Regions from separate parts of the Mus musculus genome. Here region 2 is linked to region 1. Evidence: chromatin loops called from intact Hi-C (ENCODE). Cell type or tissue: heart. All regions are shown on one strand. Each heading gives the region's core, and the rest is flanking DNA. Links, peaks and the distances in the headings are about the cores only.

Region 1 (2,910 bases), core at 114-2,613:
TCCTCCTTCCTCCCATACCTCTCTCTGATATTGGGAGCATCGCAGGGGCCTCTGTGCCAGCATAGGGAGGGGCCTCATCCTCTTCATCTGTCCCCACCTCCCCGCCTTTCTATATTGATTTGCAGAGTAGAATTTGATAAAAGAATGAGAGAGAGACGGAGAGACAGAAAGAAACAGAGACAAAGAGAGATGAGAGAGAGGGGGAGAAAAGTAGACAAAAAAAGAAGGAACAAGACAAAAAAAACGAAGGAACAAGATTCTAAAGGTGTCTGGAACCTTTCAAAAGCCTCGTGCTGTTTGCCTGTTAAGAAGATACAAGTAACACAAGCCAGCATGAATCCCATTCAAGGGCTGATACTTGGTTTCAGAGAGTCCTGATCTAAATGAGGTCAAAGTGGGTCTTATGCAGGGCCTGTCATTCTGTGCACACTGCGAGTCAGGCTGAGCTCAACCACCTGCTCTGGGGCCTTGAGAAAGATCCAAGGCAAGGTGTCCAGGAAAACAAAATGCATAAGATGTCTACATAGAGCAATCTACTGCCCCAGATAAGAAACATCTTCCTCTGTTTTCATGTGCCCGTGTGCATGTGCAAACACACATGCCTGTGCTCATGTGTGTACACGTACACACACAAGCACGCACAAACACAAGCCCATGCACACAAACACACACACCCAAAAGACCTGCTCTAGCAGAGAGATCCGTGGCTCGGTTCCTCTTTCTTTAGAATTCCAGATAAGCCTTTACATCTCCTCAATCATTGCTCCCATTTGATAAATTCGCCAAAGTTCAAAGGCTGAGTGTGACTGGGGGCATTTGGAGAGGAATGATAAAACTGTGTCTGATAAACACAAAAAGCTTCATCAATATAGATCTACAAATTGGGAGCGTGGGGCTCCCTCAGGCAGTGAAGCTGTTATCTCCAGGGCGAGCCCCAGAAGATAGCTGAGGGAGCGGGAGGCATTATCTGCCTTCACAAGAGGAGCAGCACCTCCCCCACTGCTGTCTGCAAAGCCCAGGAAACACCTTGCAGGGGGTTGATGCAAGACTGCCATCCCCGCCCCAGCGACAGTTGGAATAGTGTTGTAACACAACATTGAGCAACACCTCCGCTGTAGCAGCCACTCTGTCCTAAGACACTTCTCCTGAGGAAAGACAAAGATATTTCGGGTGTCGTTGTTGTTGTTGTTGTTGTTGTTGTTGTCGCCTTTGTTTCAGCTTAGGTCATTAAAGAAAAAAAATCCCCCCTTCCACCCTGCTACTTAAAAAATAAATGTCCCTGAAGTTGGACATTTTGTCCAGGAAGATGGCCTCTTTGTTCCTCAGTCCAACGTGGCCTCGTTGAGTAAGTCTTCCTTTTTTGCTTTTAACTATTAAAGTCAAGAAATAAGAAAAAAAAATCAAGAAATAAAAAAATCAAGGAAAAAAAAAAACTCAGTTAGATCCTGAGAGACTGTTAATGCCAGCCCCTTTCCATCTCACTGTACCATAGCTTGAGAATTCCAGAGAAATCTTCATTTGTGTTTTTCCAGAGATCAGGTTGTCGGTTCCTGGGACTTTTGGGAACTGGATTTAAACTTGTGGATTGCTCTCGGGAAAGGACTTTGAAAGAGAAGAGACCCACTGGAGCTTTCCAGGAGTAATTTCTAAATTTCTTCTAGAGAAAATTTCACAAGACCCTCCTGATTTTAGGGAAGTTACAAAATGGCCAATGGAAGAGGCACAGGGCTAGAGCGGAGGGTGAGACAGCCTTCTCAGAGGGAGGGTCCCAGGCCTGCGAGATGGGCAAGCTGAGAGAAGTCAGCTTGTTTCTAGGAGCCCACTTGCTCTCTGAAAAGTACACAAATTATAGTACGTGTCTGTCTGGAGGAAAATGCTTAGCAGCATCTACCACAGAAAGGTAGCCACTGGAGCAACCCTGTTCTCTCACTTACTTCAGAATTGTCCTTTTGTGAGTGACCAGCTCCAGCATCTCGGAGTGCTCCAGCATCTCAGAGTTCTCCAGCATCTCAGAGTTCTCCAGCATCTCAGAGTGCTCCTACATCTCAGAGTACTCCAGTATCTCAGGGAACTCCAGCATCTCAGAGTATTCCTGCATCTCAGAATGCTCCAGCATCTCAGAGTGCTCCAGCATCTCAGAGTGCTCCAGCATCTCAGAGTGCTCCAGCATCTCAGAGTGCTCCTGCATCTCAGAGTGCTCCTGCATCTCAGAGTGCTCCAGCATCTCAGAGTGCTCCAGCATCTCAGAGTGCTCCAGCATCTCAGAGTGCTCCTGCATCTCAGGGTACTCCTGCATCTCAGAGTATTCCTGCATCTCAGAGTGCTCCAGCATCTCAGAGTGCTCCAGCATCTCAGAGTGCTCCAGCATCTCAGAGTGCTCCAGCATCTCAGAGTGCTCCAGCATCTCAGAGTGCTCCTGCATCTCAGGGTACTCCTGCATCTCAGAGTATTCCTGCATCTCAGAGTGCTCCTGCATCTCAGAGTGCTCCAGCATCTCAGAGTGCTCCTGCATCTCAGAGTGCTCCAGCATCTCAGAGTGCTCCTGCATCTCAGGGTACTCCTGCATCTCAAGCTGCTCCAGCAGTTCCAACTCAGTCTGGTCTTCTTTGTACTGTGTTGAGAGCAGCATGGTTTCAGACTTGGCAATGGAGGAAAGAGGGACACAGAGAAGGAAGGGAGTCTGCAGTCACACGCAGTGTGACCACACTTAGCCATGGAACTCATGTGACAGACTGTGTTCTCAGACGGACTTCCCTCTGGGTCAGAAGGTTTCAGACGTCTTTGTAGCCAGCAGCCAGAAGGCCTTTGCCATGGTTTGATCTTTGGGAAAGCAAGCGTTGCTCCCTGGGTGGCATTAGACCATTGCCTGGTGTTTTGTCTATCCTTCGCTTCTTCTTTACCAATGGAGTC
Region 2 (2,910 bases), core at 277-2,776, 280 kb before region 1:
ACTAAATGCTCAAGGCTAATGTTTGTTTTTTTAGTCCCTGATACGTCTCAAGTCCTTAGACTACAGACTGAATGGAATTGGCACTGAGCTGTTACGGCGTATATAGACAACATTGAGGAAACATGGTCTTCACTTATACAAGTGACCCGGCCTCCCCAGCCATCCGTAGTCCTGGCTCTCCTAAATCTCTGCTGTGGGATATCCTCTCCATGTTTCCCTATCGCTCTAATCTTTCCCCAACACCTTCTCCTTCCAGCCCATTCTTCTCTTGATCCACTCTCCTAATCAAAGTCCCCAGCCTTGGTCCCACAGGACATCACACCCATTCCCCATGCTTCCCGCCTCCAGCCCCTCCTCCTGATTTACTCCCAACCTCATGACAATCCCTGTTATGTGGCTACAATCTCACCACACTGAGCCTTCAAGGAATTCACACGCTCCTTTTCGCTCTTCTTCCTGATCCTTGGGCACACAAGCTGTGTCCCTAGGCTCTTGTGTGACGGGGCCCAGAGTCAATGCAAATGAGCTACCAAGTGACTTCAACAACATCATGTGTATCTGAGATTGGCTATGAGTCCAAGGTAATCCAACCATAGTAATGGTCAATGAATAACTAAAATGTCCCAGATTTCTGCCCTTCTTGTGCTCAAGTCCCTTTGTATTGTGACCATCCAAAAATAGTTTTGTTTTTTTTTTTCTTGAGTCCCTTGCCTGGATTTATTGAAATTTCCCATGTTGTTCTCTGCAATAATAGATCTAAGCAGAAAGAATGCCTTGCCGGGTGTCTGCCTCCGTGCAAACATGCCTGGGCTAGCATATGAGAGGGCAAAACAGGTGAGGGGGACTGAGGCAAGCATAGCCTCTAGCCAGAGAGCCCCAAACATGAGAGAAGGCTCAGCCACCATCTACAACAGCTGCCCACGGCCCCTGAGTTAAAACTGACACCAAGTCAGTCCCACGAGAACTGATTGGGTAACAGGTAGGCTTATGAGCATGACCAAATGGCTGTTATTTTAAACCATTACATCTTGGAATGTTTCATAACAAGAGATAACATACAGGAGAAAGTAAATGTTAGCTATTATCACGGGTTCATATTAAGATAAAATGTTACCGTATCAGCCGGCATTTTCCATCTCCTTCAAAAGAGCCTGCCACTTTGATGTTCAAGGCGCCCTGCGTGTCACACCCCCACTGTCTCTCATCCCCATTGTTTCACTCCTCACCCTGCCCTTGATATTATTTGTATGCAAGCCCGTGGGCTGTAACAGTCAAGCCACAGACTGTGAAGCCAGACTGTGTAGGATTGTTTTCCCGACTCCACCACTTATTAGCATATGACCCTGGCAGGCTCTTCACCTGTGTTTCGGTTCCCTCCTCTGCAAGATCAGGAGGATGGTACATTGCCTATGCTGAAAAGGGCAATGGGTGTCTGTGGATGGCAGGAGTCTGCGTTTTGTTCTGTAAGGAAGGAAGGAAGAAGAGAGAGAAGGGGAACCCATCTCACCCTACAGCAAGTTGAGGGGCCAGGAGGCAGCTGGCTGTTCCTTCCTGTCTGCATGCGTAGGTTTAACACAGTATCTCTCATGCAGAAACAGTGAACATCTTTGGGAAGATGAAGCAGTCTTTGCATGGGAGTTGGGTCTGATTTGTCAACACGGAAGAGTGGGAAGTGGTTTGCTTGCTTTTTACATCAGGGAGAAACTCAGTAAAGAGGGCGATCGTCCAGGTGAACATTCTAGCTTTTGGGTGATAGTCCCTAGCTTTGCTTTGGTTTTCCATGTAAGAAGTCACCAACAAGCCCACCACCTCAGACTATCTGGGAATTAAAATTTCACCCATGAGGATGGAGAAATCTGACAGAAGTCACAGGAGTTAAATCAAGATTTCTGAAGGGCCAATCCTCTCTGTTGGGGGCTCTATTACACCTGTTTTCTTGCGTTGTTGTATAATCTCCTGAGATGCCTGCCCTTCTTGGCATATAACCTCCCCTGGTCCATCCTCAAAATCTGCTAGGTCCCATCTGATTCTCATTTCAGGCAGATCTTGTGATCACAGTCAGAAGCAAACACTCTGTTAGGAACCTTTGTGGTTGAGCTAGGTCCATCTGGGTAACCTTAGCTGCTCCCATCTCTCACAGTCCTCAGCTCCATCACACAGGCATGCTCCCTTTCTCCGTGGAAGATGCCCATTCACATGTTTGCAGATTTATGGATTAGGTCCTCAAATCTTTAGGGGGCATTCTCCTGCCTCCCGTGAGAGATAATGTATTGATGACTTTTGTCCAAATGATACCCAGAGAATACCGCTGGAGCCCCAAGAAGAAGCCTCGGACACAACTTTCCCATTTATCTTACCTCACTCAGGATGCAGCATGAACAGAGAGCCCTGTGAAGTTATGTGAAACTCGAAAAACAGAAATAGTAACTACGAGGGCTTAGCCATCCTTCATGGTACTATCTAAACTTAAACCTCAATCCCTTACTTTGCAATGTAAATGTTGTTTTTGTTTTTGTTGTTGTTGTTTGACAACTCTAGTAGTTCTTTTTAAAACTCCATTTTTTAAGTCTTACCCGCAGCACAAAAAGCTCTGTGTTATAAGTCCTTATAATCCATGCCTTGCTGGAAGGAAAAAAATGTATTTAATGTATTTAAGAACTGGTTTCCCAACTATGTTCTAAAAAGTTACTTTATGATTTTTGTATTTATTTAATTTTGGCTTAAAATATTTAAGTACCTTAAACTCTACAATAAGCCAAAGCCTCTTGAGATCTTACTGGCAAATTTTTTAGATTTATTATTTTTAATTTGTGCATGATGTTAGTGTGTGTGTGTGTGTGTGTGTGTGTGTGTGTGTGTGTGTGTGTACTTACATGTGAGTACACTGTCACAAAGGCCAAAAGAGAGGAG

The links. A loop is a pair of places that touch in the nucleus more often than their neighbours do. Peaks named below come from ENCODE experiments on the same cell type or tissue, not always from the same donor. Only the 100,000 strongest peaks of a DNase experiment are listed, where the experiment ranks them.
Region 2: it touches region 1 in a loop (1.9-fold over the local background); 1 of 42 quality-filtered maps calls a loop at or near these places.

The regions. Positions count from the first base shown.
Region 1 is chr16:92,713,804-92,716,713 of GRCm38, reverse strand. All of the region lies in intron 2 of Runx1 (runt related transcription factor 1), which reads left to right. Among named protein-coding and RNA genes, the nearest start is that of Gm30281, 47 kb to the left of the region's middle. In heart, for the core only: no CTCF peak of the experiment used is centred there; a DNase peak (open chromatin) is centred at 1,053; H3K4me3 peaks cover 551 bases; H3K27me3 peaks cover 1,878 bases.
Region 2 is chr16:92,993,776-92,996,685 of GRCm38, reverse strand. No RefSeq gene overlaps it. Among named protein-coding and RNA genes, the nearest start is that of Gm41499, 38 kb to the right of the region's middle. In heart, for the core only: no CTCF peak of the experiment used is centred there; no DNase peak of the experiment used is centred there; H3K27me3 peaks cover 1,528 bases.